Regions from separate parts of the Homo sapiens genome. Here region 1 is linked to region 2. A link is a loop called in an ENCODE intact Hi-C map of the cell type or tissue named here. Cell type or tissue: ovary. All regions are shown on one strand.

What was found. Peaks named below come from ENCODE experiments on the same cell type or tissue, not always from the same donor. Only the 100,000 strongest peaks of a DNase experiment are listed, where the experiment ranks them.
Region 1: it touches region 2 in a loop (2.3-fold over the local background); 11 of 110 quality-filtered maps call a loop at or near these places.

What each region holds. Positions count from the first base shown.
Region 1 is chr9:125,546,233-125,554,232 of GRCh38, reverse strand. All of the region lies in intron 6 of MAPKAP1 (MAPK associated protein 1), which reads left to right. Among named protein-coding and RNA genes, the nearest start is that of MAPKAP1, 160 kb to the left of the region's middle. In ovary, no CTCF peak of the experiment used is centred here; a DNase peak (open chromatin) is centred at 4,542; H3K27ac peaks cover 6,039 bases.
Region 2 is chr9:125,421,346-125,429,345 of GRCh38, reverse strand. LOC112268055 (a long non-coding RNA gene) reads right to left here. Exons shown (of 3, transcript XR_002956935.2): 1 at 7,590-8,000; 2 at 3,117-4,472. It also overlaps the pseudogene RNU5B-5P. Among named protein-coding and RNA genes, the nearest start is that of GAPVD1, 160 kb to the right of the region's middle. RefSeq lists an enhancer at 5,007-5,507. In ovary, no CTCF peak of the experiment used is centred here; a DNase peak (open chromatin) is centred at 3,951; H3K27ac peaks cover 4,583 bases.

The sequences.
Region 1 (8,000 bases), 120 kb before region 2:
GTTCATAGAGATCTTTGTGCCCACTGAATTCTGTCACCATTTTTCTCTGTTCAGCAAACAAGTTCTGTATGCAGCTTGCAGTAATGCCATTTGACTTTTACTAAGTTTGTTAGTTATGTTAAATAACTCTAGCTGCTGGAACACATAACCCCCCAAATCTCGCCACGTTATCCTAGGGTTGGCAAACTTTTTTTTTGAGATAGGGTATTGCTCTGTCACCCAGGCTGGAGTGCAGTGACATCATCTTGGCTCACTGCAACCTCTGCCTCCCAGGCTCGAGCAATCGTCCCACCTCAGCCTCCCAAGTAGCTGGGACTACAGGCATGCACCACCATGCCCAAATACTTTTTGTATTTTTTGTAGAGATAGAGTGTTGCTGTGTTGCCCAGGCTGGTCTCAAACTCCTGGACTCAAGTGATCTGCTGACCTCAGCTTCCCAAAGTGCTGGGATTATAGGCTTCAGCCACCGCTTCTAGCTCAGCAAACTTTTTCTGCAAAGGGCCAGATGGTAAATATTTAGGCTATTGGCCATAGAGTTTCTGTAACTCAGCACTGCCATTGTAGTGTGTGAGTAGCCGTAGACTACATAGACAAATGGGCATGGGGTAGGTTTGTTGGTCAACTTCTGGATTTTCCCAATAAGTTTCTTTCTTTCTTTCCGTCTTGCCCTCCCCTCCCCTCCCATTTTTTTGGGTAGAGTTTCACTCTTGTCACCCAGGCTGGAGTGTAATGGCGTGATCTTGGCTCACTGCAACCTCCGCCTCCCAGACTCAAGCGATGCTCCTGCCTCAGCCTCCCGAGTAGCTGTGATTACAGGCACCTGCCACCATGCCCTGCCAATTTTTGTGTTTTTAGTAGAGATGGGTTTTCGCCATGTTGGCCAGGCTGGTCTCGAAGTCCTGACCTCAGGGGATCTGCCTGCCTCTACCTCCCAAATCCTCCCCTGGGATTACAGGCATGAGCCACCGCGCCCAGCCTAATAATTTTATTTCTTGTTCACATTTGTCTGATGTAGGCCAGGTGACTCTCTTGGGTATTTCTCCTCTAGGCAGTGGCTCAGGGCTCCCCAGGTGGGTGGAAAATGGGGAACATGGAAGATGAGGAGTGAGGAGGGGCCTATATCTGTATCTTTATCTCATACACCCCCCCACACACACACAGTGACATATATAAAATATGTGGTGACACATATAATTTTGCTTTTAGTTCAATGAAAAGCACATATAGATATATATAGCTACACATCCATATCATACATATATTGATATGTATAGATAATACATCTCTATATGCTTTTCATTGACTAAAATCAAAATTGTTTTTAATTTAAAAAAATTTTTAGAGACAGTGTCTCACTATGCTGCCCAGGCTGGACTGGAACTCTTGGGTTCAGACAGTCCTCCTGAGTAGCTGGAACTAGAGGCTCACATCACCGTTAGAAAACAGGTTTTTAAATTCTGAAACTTAGTCTGTAAATTCATCTGTTGATTCCTGGGGGCTCTTGAACCTCAGGAAATGCTGCTGTGATTATTAATATTAGCTGAGACTCTGGCATGTAGGAAGTGTTACATAGTTGCTATTGTTATTTCTGTCAGGGATTCTCAGTGGGAATAATTTACACTAAGGTGAGAATGGGGTTTAACCTTCCTTTGAGTTATTTTTTATTATATAATTAATATGTGTCCATTATAGCAAAATTGGGAAATAGATCTGTTTCTGCATATAAAAGAAATTTTTAAATTTGTCTTCATTCCATCATGCAAAGGTTGTGAATTATATTTTATAATTATTTACATTTTTTAAAGGGGAACTAATTAATGAATTTCTCATTGGAAAATTATTCTGTGGAGGGAACGTGAAATTGGATGTCTTCTGATGTTCTTACTAAATCAGGACTAGATCTATCTAGCTTTCCCTCTAGAACCCCTGGGCCCCAGGAATCCCCTGGATAGAGTTGTTGTTCAGGGAAGGAGAATGGATTATTCTAACAACTTGCAAATTAGGAGCCTGGTAATGGAAACTGCCTCTTTTAACAAATCTTCAAGTGGATTCCTAAGCTATCCATTGTTCCTGATTGATTTTGGACAGAGCAAATATATCTATAAATGGGAATCCCTAACTTGCTGACTACTTTGAGCTTAAGCAGTAAAGATGTTTGGATATCAGTAGTGTCAGAGAGGAGAAGTAGGGAGTGGGAGGAATGGGAAGGTTTTTGGCTGACCCCCAAAACCAGATAAAGAGCTGGAGCTCAGATAGTGCCCAGCATCTCAAGAAGTGTTTCTTGCCAGCAGTGACCAAGCCAAAGCCTACTGTTCCTTTAGACAAAGTAGGACAAGGGAGAATGAGATCTTGAGTGGGCTAAGTGCCTCTCAAGGATAGGGACCTGCCTTGTTCGTCTCCTTCTCCCATTCCCAACACAGACCTAATTTAGTCAGAATTTGTGAGACTGAATTGAGTTCAAAAGTGGCAATGACAAAAACAACTGTGGTAGTATTATTACCTTATATGTGTTGACATTAAAGTTTCATGCCAGGATTCTACTCTGGAGTGGGGGAAGAAGGGCATTAAAGGAAAAAAAAAAAAGTCAAGGCCAATAAAATGGTCAGAATCTCCTTAGGTTAGAAGTCAGAGCAGTTAAACTGTCTCCTATATATATATGTATTTTCCTTTAAATATTTGATATATTAGAGGAACATGAGGAAGGAACAGTTCTAACCAAGAGCTCTTTGGGTAACAGCTGTCAGGTAACAGTGGAAGGTCTTAGCCCAGAAGCTGGGCTGCCTTGGGCAGGCTCCCAGAGACTACCTTGGCTTCTCTTGGCTCTGCAGAAAGGGAACGATGAGCTGCTTTTTTAAAGAGGCGTGCCCTAGGTTCATTCATGCTCTTTACTGGGCTTTTCAGAAGAGTGGGGAGTTTTAGTTTACCTTCTTGATGATAAATCCACAGTATACCCCAAGTGACCAGACCTTTATTAAAGGGTGTCATTAGCTTGAAGCCTTTCCTTCTGTTATATGCTATTGCCTTGTGGTCTAGAGAATGAAAAAAAGAGGAGGGCAGGGAGAATATTTTCACACACTCATTCAGTTTCATACCTCCAATAGATGCTATCTCATTTATTTCTTTTTTTATCATTTATTTCTTTTTTATGATATTTTAAAATTGGCCACACCCCATCAGTAAAGTTTCTTATACGCAATTCACTTTTATAATATGTAAGCTGAGGCTCAGAGACAGGTAGTTAGTTACTAATTCAAGGCCATGCTGTTTGGTAAGAGGCAGAGCTAAAATAGAATAAGGAATAAAAGAAGATGCTTGTGTTCTTTGTAACCAGGCCTGACAAAATGAGTATAAATTATCCTGGTTATTTATTGTTTGCTTGATTCATAGAGGACCAACTGTGTGTTGTTTCTTTTCATTCTGTTGTATTAGCAAACATTTTCATTGTCCAGATTGTCCTCGTGTATGGAAATGTAACATATGCAGCCTGTTTAATTTTGTATTTGTAAATCTGACTTGATTTCCTTTTTGGCAACAGCTACTGTCTAGAGAAAAGAAAGGATTTTTCTTTGTGTCTGTTTAAAGTGACAGAAATATTGGAGCAAGTGATAAAGATGGAAAGCATTAATTACACACTTCTAAGAATTTAAAGGTCAGACAAGCTAAATATGTATGTTTTGCTCACTGGAATGTCTTGAAATTGTGCCAGGATTCGCTTTGTTCCTACCATAAAAGCACACATTTTAGATAACCATCAACTTACTTTGTATCTAAAAATTATGCCAGATTGTTGCTTTAGTTAATATGTGTCTTCAAAGTCGGGGAGCTCCCATTTCTGAGCCCATGTGATTGGTTTGGTGATGCTTCCCCCTTTGGCCATGTTTAGTTACTATGTCTCATTTTGATTTCCTCTGTTCTCCCCTCAGCTTATGTCGGAGTCTGTCAGCTGCTGCTATGTACATGTCAGGCTAGTGACTTGGAATGTTTATTAATACAATGTCAGTCTTGCTGTTGAAAAAAACTGTGATGCTTCTCAGAAGGTTGTGATAGAACGAAGCGTTTGATTTCCAGATCCTGTCTGCACTGCATGGTGAATACATTCTCAGATGTTATGCAGTTCACTGACCTGACAGTTATGGAACCCCGCCTGGGACCCCATTTCAGCAGGACATATTTGAACAGAAACAGTTTGCAAAACTTTACACACTTAAACTCCTGCCAAGGCAAACTGTTAGCCACTTGAGTTTGTTATAAATACCCAGTGGCAGTGGTTGGAAGTAGCCCACGGTGTGTTTTATATTCTGAACGGAATGTGAATGTCTTTGCAGTTATATAGAGTAGTAAATAATTGAGTTTGATTAGGGAGAGGGACCTCATTATCCCCCACCTGTGCCCAGCTGGAAGGGGAGGGTCGAAATGAAGCCATTAGCTGTCTCTCTTACTGGCATCTCAAAGAGCTCAAATACATCTGTGTCTTATTTTCTTTTCTGGCACAATCAGTCGAGCAAGCTAAGCAGGCATGACCGGATTTGGCAAGTCCCAAGGACTCTGGCAAAGATACACAAGGAGAAGGCGGAGGGCAGTCATTTTGGCTTCTCACTGCCCATTAGTCTAGCGAGTTATGTTTTTGGAAAATGTCTGTTTTGAAAAAGAGTACTTTGTCCAATGTCAAACATCGCATGCTCCCACAGTACGCTTTGATCTTTAAAAAAAATTTTTGGTCAGTCTAAGGGGAAACAAAATGTGGCATTCACACTAGTGTAAACTCTTTATGGATAAAGTCATACTCAGAGGACTTATTTTAAAGCAGGCATGCTGCAGTTATTACAAGGCCTTCTCTTGCTCATATATTTTCATTTTCTACCTTGAAATGCTGGAGAATGAACATGCATGGAATTGGACCAGAGCAGGTTGGGAACTAGAGTGTGTCTTCATCACTATTGGGAACTGGTCAGGACCAGAGACTCGAGAACTGCTCGTAGCAACCTTTTCCCACTTCTGCAAACTGAGACTGTGGCTTTTGAAACCATGACATTCTCCAATGTCTCCTTAAAAATCCTGTAGGTCATATGGTTAGTCTAAGAGTCTGGACATTCATAGTCAAGCTGAATTTGTTACAGTGGAAGTTGAACCTTTTCCACAGATTGGGTCAGTGGTTCCGGTATGGAAGATGTGCTCCCTGGAAGTCTCTTCTTTCCCCGAGTCCCTAAGACTCCCTTTGCGGCTGTGGAGGGATTAACAAACACAGACTTGGGAGTCTAGCTGATCTGGGTTCAAGTCCTGGCTCCTTCAGGACTTATTAGTTATATGATGTATTAACTTATTATATAACTCCAGACAAATGTCTCAACCTTGCCAAACCTCAATTTTCTCTTTTATAAAATGGAACTCATAATAACACCTATCTTTTCTAGGAGGATTAAACAAAGTAAGTGCTCAATAAATATTGAATATTATTGTCTCATCATTATATATTACTTCATTGTACATATGAAGAAAATGCTTATGCTTATTATATATTAACTGTTTATTAAGCATTTATCTTTTTTTAACTAATGGCTCATCTATAAGCATTTATTATATGACAGATATTATGGTAAGTACTTTAGAAGTATTTTGCCTTTACAACAATCTTAAAATCCAAGAATAATTATCATCCTCATTTTGTAGATGAGGAAATGAAGTTAAAGTGATTATGTTGTTATCCGTGAAAGCAGAGGTGGGGTTCCAAACCAGGTCACTTTATTCTAGAGCTTACTGTGCTCTGCTGCCTTCTGGTGCTGCCACCGTCTCTCCTAGCATGGTTTAGAGCTAAATGATGTTTGCGTTTTGAGACATCATCCCCACTAGGAAGCTTCCCGGACCCTCTCACCTCTGTGTGGCTGGGTTACGTGCCCTATGTTTGTTTTGGCAGCACTCTGAACTTGCCTCCACCTTTGTGACTGTCACACAGAACTATAATTGTTTGTTGACTTCTTATCTTTCTCTCCCACTGGACTGTGCAGCTTGGGTTAGGGACCACATTGTTGATTTCTGAATCCAAAACAGGATTTTTAATAGATGAGTGATCTCAGGTAAATTCCCTAATGCCTTCAGCCTCAGTTTCTATAAAATGGGTGTAATAATTGTACCTATTTTAGGATTGAATGAGTCAATACAGATATTTTTTAAAAAGCTTAAAACAGCACCTAGCCCATAGAAAGTGTTCAATAAATAGTAGTTGCTGTTATAATTGTTAAACAGTGGACAACTTGTATTGTGCAAATCAAAAAGTTCTTAATAAATGTTGTTGAAATTCTCTACACCACCATGATTTTTTAATTTCCATTATCATCATGCAAAGCCAGTGAATTAAGTTGAGGCAGAACATACCTGCTTCATAGTTAACACTTTCAAAAAGGAAAGTTTTGAAAACAACCCAGAGTGCTCCCCTTGGAGCTCTTGGGAAATTTTGGTGCTTGGGCCACAGGCTACTCACTGATAATGCCCCTGAATATGGCCACCAAGCTCAACAAATCACACATTTTAATGCCCCTGTGTTACCAATGACAGGCAGTGAGTTTTGAGACTCCCACCCCCCGATAAGCAGTCTCTGCTTAGGAGGCAGGGGAAGGAGGGGCTGAAGTGGGGCCTTTTCTCTTGGAATGATGACTTAGGGCAAGGGGAACAAAAGAGAACTAACGTCGACTCCCTTTACTGTTTGCCAGCCATAGTGTGAGGTGCTTGGCATTCATTGTCTGTTTCATGCTTGTGACAATTCTATAGGGAAGTAGCCTACTCATTTCATGGATGCGGCTGAGGTTCCCACATGTTACAGCAACATCTCCGTTAGCCACGGAACCAAGATTTCGGTCAAAGGGTATTTAACCCCCAGCCTATGCCCTTTCCTCTCCAGTATGCTGCCTTCCAACTTGAGTTCTGGTTCCAGCTCTGTTCCTAAAGATAGAATCTAAGCTTTTCAGATGAAGACCTGTGTCCCTGTGGGCTCCGTGGCTCCCATTGCCTCTCGCTTACTGCTTAGTACAGAAAGCCTGCTTGCGTTGGGTTCGTGCTGGCATACAAACTTTTTTGGGGTAACTGAGTGGCTGTGCGCTGGGACGGAGCTGAACTCCTCAAGCAAGGAGTCTCTTTTTAAAATGCCCATACATCGTTCAGTGGTTACGAGACTTGACAGGACCTAACTTTGAATTGACTGAAGCACTCCTGGCAGTGTTTCTTACGCTCCCTGACATGGAGTTTCACCCTAGACCCAGCATGGACAGCCCAAGGAGCCGTGGGAAGGGCAGCTGCTGCTTCTCAGTGTCCCTAGAATGCCCTGCTCTGGGGGAAAACAGGTTGTCTGTCCCTGAGGCGAGCAGGAGGAGGAGCGGTTTCTGAGCCGAGACTTTGAGTCTGTGTGTAGCCTGCCTGTTCATCCGAGGGCTGATCACCCCGCCACAGCTCCTAACCCAGAGACTGGAGCGTGTGCCACAGGGAAGGCAGGCCAGGACCAGGAGCACCCTTCCTTTCCTGCCCACTACCAGCACTCCCCCCAGGACCATTGTCTTCTCAGCTTCAAACCCAGCATCCCACATTAAGTAAAGGCTTTAAAAGATGTATTTCAGTAGACTTTTTAGAAAGCCCATAAAAAATCCTGGATATAAAGAAATGAGGCATAAAACCCAGAATGTTTGGAAGTCAAGCTGAAAATTGTGGTGGCAAGTCTCCATCTCCACTTGTTAAATGGGAGCATAACTTAACACTTGCACCTAGACGGAGGCTGAGAACCACTTGCATTCTATGCTCTTACGTTTTGGAAACATATGAGGGTATTACTCAAAAAACAAAACCCTGCCCATCTCCCCCCAAAGCGCTGTAGACGTGGAACAAGATCCAAAGTTGGCATTCGTCTGGAGGGAAAGGAGCGGAGCGTGGGACTGACCTGAGGAAACTCTTATTAGGTCTGCCTGAATGTGCAGCACTCAGGGCAGAACCTCTTTCTCCTTTTAACGTGCACGTTTTTA
Region 2 (8,000 bases):
CGTGTGGGTGTGTCTGTGTGTGTCTCTGTGAGCATGTGTGTGCAAGTGTGTGCATGTAACCATGTGTGAGTGTATGTGTTGTGAGTTTCTGCATGTGTGTACATGCACGTGAGTTTAAGTGTATGCACCTGGCGTGTGTGTGTGTGTGTGTGTGTGTGTGACTTTAATCCAAGAGCGGCCGGCCCCGCACACCTGCGCTCCACATGGCCTGGCAGAGGCGTCTGTTCTCGGAGGAGGCCGTGTGGGTCCCTCAGCAGCCCCTCCCCCGCAGCCCAGCAGCTGGCCACCATCTCAGCACACATTTCCCTGTCACATCTGATTTGCAAAGTCGTATCTGTGACGGACCCACAGGAGCGTCCAGTTGAGGCTTTTTCAGGTCAAGGAGTATTTTCCCAAGCCCCACTCTTCAGAGGGGAAGGCAAATGTGAGCAGCCCTGTCTCCTCTCCCAGGCCCATGCTGCCAGCAGCGGAATCTTCCCCTGGGCCACCGTGGGTGAGGGCCTGAAGGGCCACCTCCAGGTCTGTCATCATCCCATTTTACAGATGAGGACATCGAGGCCTGCAGCAGTCATGTTGTTTTCCCAAGGTGCACAGCTGCCAAGGCGGGGCCAATATTGGAAGTGGATTCTCTGGCCCCTCCCCAAGCCCTTGGTTGTCACCATCACTATCTGCAGCCTCCCCACAGGTGCCTGGGCTGGGCTGTTCCCTCTGGCCTGACTCCAGGACCTCTTCCTCCAGGAAGCCTGCCTGGGCTGTCTTGGCTGGTTTCCAGAGCATCTGGGGAAGAGACTGCCAAGCTGGGTGGCTTTGATCCCATGAAGTCAACATCTTAGTCAAGACACTTTGATGCAGGAGTGGAAACCCATGATGGGGGATGCCACCAGAGGGAATCCCCTATGAGCCCAGCCCTCAGCACAGGATCCAGCCAGCCAGGCCCAAGGGCCAAGCCACACACCCTTTCACTGAGGGCTGGGTTGGTGTCACCTCTCCTTCTTGGTCTCCTTGTCACACCGGTGGTGAGGACGCCCATGGCCTCCAGACCAAAGACTACTAGGCCTCCCAGGGCCACCCCCACCCAGCTGCCGCGGCCCCACCTCTGAGCACTGACTCCCAGAGGCGGGAGGGGCTGCAGGGAGGACAAGCAGCCTTCCTGCCCTGGGGCTCCCTCTTGTGGTGGGGCCCAGGGAAGGGGCCTCACAGGCCATCGCTCCCAGATGACAGGGACCAAGCCAGCTCTGCTCATCAGTCTCTGGCATGTAGCACACACTCAACAAATATCCAATGACTAGAACGTATGTTAAAAAGTGTCCAAAAGGTTCCATGGCCACAGAGGTCTGGGAACTCCACGCTGAACATGGCAGTTTTTGCTCCTGCGGGGTCCCTCAGAGCCTTCAACGGGCCACTGTGCACTGTGTTCCAAGAAGGGGGTGACACGCAACTTCCCCAGGCACACTTGTGACCGAAGTGCATGCACGCATGTCTAGAGCTGGGGTAGCTCGGGACTCGGTATGGGCGATGCTGTTTCGGGAGCCGTGGCAGTGGCCGGCTGACAGCGCGGTCTCCAGTCAGACAAACTGGCGCCACCGCCTGTTAACTGTGTGACCCTGGGCAAGTCCCTTCACCTCGCTGAGGCTGAGTCACCCTTTACACTTCCATGGGATCCTCAGGGCCACTCTTGCCTCCATCCGGGTGCCACCATCACTCTCCTGGACCACATAGCAGTGGCCTCCTCCCGGGCCTCCCTAGCTCCAGTCTGTCTCCTGCCCCGGGATAGGAGCTCTGGTGGGGGAGGACTCGAATCTGACTTGTTCCCCTCTCACTGTATCCCCAGCGCCCAGAGCAGGCCTGGCACAAAATAAGGTTTGTTGAATGAATGCATGCATGCATGAATGAATGAATGGGTGGGCGGGTGTTCCCATGGGACACTCTCAGGCCACTTGGCCACCCCCTTGCTACCCCTCTCCCACACCTCAATCTGGCTTGAACCTGAAGGAGCCCCAAGTCCCACTCAGCAAATTAACTCAGTTTGAATAATTCTATTGTGGTGGGAGGTGCCAGACCATGAAAGCTGAATGGGGATACTCTTTCTCACACACACAGAGAAGCTCTGGCTTCCACCCCTAGAATGCTTTCCAGACTCCAAGCCTCAGCCCCCGCCTGCAGCTCCCGCCCGCACGCCCCGCACGCATGGCTCCCGCCCGCACGCCCCACGCAGGCCTAGAACATGTATCCCGTGCGCAGATGAGGAGAGCAAGGCTCAGGGTGCCCAGTGAGTCCGCCAGGGCACACAGCTAAGGCACGGGACACCAAGAGCGCCGTTCTAGAGCTGTACAGGTCGGTGTTGAACTCCCAGCTCTGCCTCCTCCCCTATCTGTGTGACACCAGGCCAGTCACTTCACCCTCTGAGCCTCAGTTTCCTCATCTGTCAAATGCGCTAGTAATCCCTCCTCTACAGGGTTGTGAGAAATAAATGAGGTAGTCGATAGGAGAGAGATTTCTGAGGAGAGCCGGTTTTGTGGCTGTGCACGTGCGGAGGGGGACAGGGAAACCTAGGAAAAAGCCACCCAGAAGATGACGCCCTCAGCTGAGGATGAGGCATTAGGACCCAGCACAGTGGCCGGCATGTGCAAGTGTGCAGGTGCTCAATGAGCTTTTCTTTTCGCTTTTTTTTTTTTTTTTTTTGAGACAGGGTCTCCCTGTCTTGCCCAGGCTGGAGTGCAATGGCGTGATCTTGGCTCACTGCAACCTCCATCTCCCAGGTTCAAGCAATTCTTGTGCCTCATACTCCCGAATAGCTGGGATTACAGGCACATGCCACCACACCCAGCCTTAAAAAACATTTGTGGGACAAATGACTGCCTTCTGCTGGTGCAACTGAGAAGCCCAGAACACAGACAGAGCCACAGAGGACAGGACTGGACCAAGGGTGCCCTTGGGCAGACAATAGGAAGGCAGGGGATGCAGCTGGAGCCGTGAGCACGAGGCCAGGCGTGGCCTAGACCCATTCTCCAGCTTCAGGAGCTCTGCCTGGGCACACGAGCCTGGGTACATGTCGGCCACCACGAACCCCGTCAGTCAAGGTGGCTGCACTTCGGTCAGAACGAGCATCTGGGTACCTGTTAGCCACCAGGAACGCCCCTCAGTTAAGACGGCTGCACTTCAGTCAGAACGGGCACCGCTTCTGCCAAGATGGCTGCCTCCAGTCAAGATGGCTGCCAAGTTGGCCCCATAGAACAGGGCCCACTGGGCAGTGAAAGCCCTGCTGCAACTGGCTTCAAAACAGAACAAACGAACTGTTAAATGGTGTCAAGACTGTAAATGGGAGGACTCAAAACCCAAGGCAGCCCAAATTCTCCAAAGAATAAGAGAAAACCAGTCAGCCCAGCCCTGTGCCTCTGAGAATGCTGGGTAATTTCATTTTCCTCTGTCTTTTTGTTTTCCTTCAGCAGAACCACCAAGAAGCAGCCACAAAAATCAGTTAAGACTTCCAGAGTGCTTCCTTCTCCAGAAATCTTTTATAAAAGGTGAAAGATTTACAAGACCTGAAGAGCAAACCAAGCAGGATAATTGTTTTTGGAATGACCCCAATATTTTCACCCCGGCGACCCCGGCTGGGCGTCTTGCCCCATATTTATGATTCCTGGTCCTCTGTGCGCCGCTGGGCGACCTTTCTGAGCCCCCTCTGCAAGCCCCCAGTCCCTTATCGGGCCTGTAACTCACCCTGACGTTATCTCTCGGGAGGGTTTTATGCACTTTAATTTAACTCCCTCATCATTATTTCCCGGACTTCAAGGTTTTCTCTTTGGAGCTGCCCTTCCTGGGACAAGCATAATCTGTTTGCCATCAGGCCCAATAAATATGTTTGTGCGGGAGATGGGAACCGTTTGGGGAGAGCAGCTCAGGCCTGGGAAGCAGCCTCAGGCTCTCACCCCCTTCTCGGCTTCCAGGCTGGTCTCTGTCCTTGAACCTCTGTCGGATGGGAGTCACAGCCTTAGATGCCAGGCCACGTGGCCAGATCTAGCAAATGCAAATCCAGGACGCCCAGTTAAATTTGAATTTCAGATAAACAATGGATTGTTTTAGTATAATAAGTATGTCCCATGCAGTGTATGCGAAAAAATTATTCATTGTTTATCTGAAATTCAAATTTAATTGGGTGTCTCGTATTTTCAGTGGTATCAGCTCCTAGGGGGCTGCTGCACTCACGACTCCAAATGCACGTTCATATATTGGGGGTGTATTTGTTCCCGAGGGCTGCTGTAACAAAGTTCTACAGATTTGGTGGGGGCGGGGGGGGGGCGGGTAAACAAAATAAACTGATGTTCTCACAATTCTGGAGGCTAGAAGTCCGAGGTGGAGGTGCCAGCAGGGGCGGCTTCTCCCGAGGCCTCTCTGCCTGGCATGCGGATGGCCGGCTTTTCCCTCTGTCCTCATGTCTCCCCTCTGGGTATCTGCGTCCTAATTTCTTCCTCCTATAAGGACACCAGTCAGATTGGATTAGGGCCCACCCTAATGATGTCACTTTCATTTAATTACCCCTTTAAAGGCCCTGTCTTTGCCGGGCATGGTGGCTCACCCCTGTAATCCCAGAAATTTGGGAGGTCAAGGTGGGAGGATCGCTTGAGCCCATGAGTTCAAGACCAGCCTGGGCAATATAGGGAGACCCCGTCTCTACGAAAAATTAAAAAAAAAAATTAGCTGGATGTAATGGCACATGCCTGTAGCCCCAGCCACCTGGGAGGCTGAGGTGGGAGGATCACCTGAGCCCAGGGAAGTTGAGGCTGCATGAGCCGTGATGGCGCCACTGCACTCCAGCCCAGGCGACAGAGCGAGATCCTGTCTCAAAAAATATAATTAAATAAATGAATAAGGGCCCAGTCTCTCATTACAGTCACATGCTAAGGCAGTGGGGGTTAGGACTTCAACAGATGAATTTGTGGGGGAGATAGAATCCCGCCCATCACAGGGGGTATGTAACCATCACCCACCAGAAGGGGTCTGGGCAACCTGTGAGGACAAGGGCTTTGCCTGTCTGGCCACCACTGGGTCACCAGTGCCGGCCCCAGGGCTTGGCTCAGAGCAGGCACACAATGAATCATCTGCAGTAGGGCCCCCTGTCAGATGCCACCCATGCTGTCCCCTGACCTTCCCACGGTGTGTAGCAATCCCGAGGGGGCCCTTGACCGCTCTGTGAGGCGGGTATGCGGAGGAGGAATGGAGCACAGAGAGGCACAGGAGCAACCCTGGGTCACACAGCAAATCAGGGCCGACCCTTACAAGCAGGTCTCAGGCTCCAGAACCAGGACGGATTCCCCTCTATCCACCCCTGCCAACCACCCCTAACCATTTGTTCCTTAACTCTCTTAGGGTCCCCATAAGCCCACGGCACTCATTCAGCCACAGTGGACGCCAGGCAGCATAGCAGGGGCCCAACTGCAGGTCAAGAGGGGACGATTTGGGGTCACAACCTCGGACAGGCTGTGGAAGGAGTTTCCTGCGGGAAGGGGCCTGGGTCCACCTCCCCCAACAGGGCCCTGTCACTCCGAGGGTTTTCTGGATGAGGCGGTCACAGTTGGAGGCTCCAGAGGGAGACAGGTGTGAACTGAAGTCCCTGCCCAGTGACTTCATGGCCGTGTGATCTCAGCACTTCCCGTGGGCACTCCTGGCCTCAGTTTTCTCTCCTGCAAGGAGCTGAGGCAGGAGGATGAGATTTGATCAAAGTAACCACGATATTTGCCCCTCTGTGTTTCCTAACAAGTCCCAACCCTGCCCCATGTGCAGGGAGCTTGCATTTCTCAAACAAGGGCGCTACTGGAACTTGGGATGGGACAATTCTCCATGTCGGGTGACTATTCCGTGCCTTGAGGGATGTTTGGCCTTCCTAGCCTGTGCCCGTGGTTATAAAACCGATCTGCTCCCCAACCCTGTCAACCCCTCCCCAGGCGACAACCAAAAATGTCCCACCCATTACCAAATGACCCTGGTTGAGGCCAGCAGCCCCCACTGCTCTGGGGAGAGGATGCCTTAGCAGGAGCTCAGGCAGGTCCTAGAGCAGATTCCAGAGACCAAGGGTACGGAGCAAGGAGATCCTGTGGGTCTTTAACAAGGGGGCTCTGCCTCTAGACCGGGACAGGGCGAAAAGGACAACAGCACCCTAGACAGGCTTGTGGGAGCCCCCAGCTGTGTGGCTCATGAGCAGAGGACCTCAAGGCTCTCTCTTCTCCATGCCGTGGTGCCCCGCAGCCTGGTGATTCCCGTGTGCCCAAGAGTGACACTGAAGCCTGAGAGGCTGCCAGGCATGATGGAGCCTCAGAGTCGGGAGCAAAGGTCGATGGGGCCCCAGCCTGAAGACACCTGGACGAGGTGCCCATGGGCCAGCTGTGTCAATCGTGAGTTTTGCTTTCTGTATTTTATGATGCTTTGACATTTTAGAGGCCTTGTTAATCTTGAAGGAACTGCCCCTTCCGGGGCTAGCTAACTCCTAGAGACAGCAAAGAGCATGACTTTCACATGCAAACCCACCACCCCGAAGCGTACATCCCCAGCCTCCTTTATCCAATTCTCACAGCCAAGCCCATACTTCCCCTGCCCAAAGTCACTCTAGGTACTCTCATCTCAGTGCCTGGGGGCCAGGGGCAGGTACCAGACAACCAGACACTACTTCTACAGCCCGGAGCCTGCCAAATTATTCAAACTAGCCGAGAATCTATCCAATCCTACACGAGCTCGAACTCGCCCACTCTGCCTTGTCCATTTTTTCTTCCCTTGGAAACCATGATGAAGGCTCTGGGCCATGTTCCCTCCAAGCTCCAGCTGCCTCCTCCCTGACCCTGGAGCTTCTCCATGGGGCCCTGCAGGGCGTGCTGTACCCTCTTCTCCAGGAAACTGTGAGTAGTAATCACTCTTTCTTTTTTTATTTTTATTTTATTATTATTATTTTAATATAGAAACGGGGGGGGGTCTCTCTATTTTACTCAGGCTGGTCTCGAACTCCTGAACCCAAGTGATCCCCCACCTCAGCCTCCAAAAGTGCTGGGACTACCGGCATGAGCCACCATGCCCGGCCAGTAAACACACTTTCAATGGCATTGGCCTCTTCATGTCTGCCACCTTACCATACCTGATTAAAACACATCCCAGTACACTTTACAACAAACACCCTCTTCTCCCAGGGTGTACAGGTACCACATTCACATCTGGGCAAAGGGGCACCAGAAATTGACTGACATCCACCACCACTCCCAGCCAAATAAACCTGGCAAGAGGCATCATGTTCCATTATCATGCGGAGCAGCAGCCCTGCACACCAGCGAGGAGTGTGATGAGTAGCGCCCCGTGTGAGGCTGATGACAGAGACGGACAGAGAGCCAGGACCCAGAGCCCAGGGATCCCTCCCACCTGCACGGGATGACTTCTGGCCCAGCATGGCTCAGGGCACCCCAGCCACAGCGTGACTTTGCCCCACCTGGGCCAAGTGAGCTCAAGGGCCTCCCAGTGCTGGGGGAACCCTCATCCTCATATGCTCCCCACCCCCTCGCCTCCCTTCCTGGGCCAGTGCGATTGGATCTGGCAGAGGTGGGTGGACACACCCAGAGTTGCCTGTGGTCTGAGGCCAGCTCTGCCGTTCATCAATCCATCAGCCGTGTGCCTGGGTCGAGTCATCCCCTGGGCTCTCTGCTTCCTCCTGTGTAAAATAGGGACAAGTGCCTTCTTTCCTAAGGAGATTAATCACATAAATAAGTAATCGATGATGATTGGACTCCTCAAAACACAATTGCGGCCAAAGAGGGAGAAGCACCCCCACTTCCTACTCACTCTACCACAGAAATGCACGGATTTCAGACCATCAGGCAGCCGCATTGTGTTTGGGACATTTCTTCTGCAGAATCTCTTGAAATGATCATTATTGGATTTCTAATGCCACATAAAATATGCCCAGGATGATGTCACCTGCACTAGAAGGACTCTGCGTCCTCATTGGCTCCAGGACCAGGGGGTGC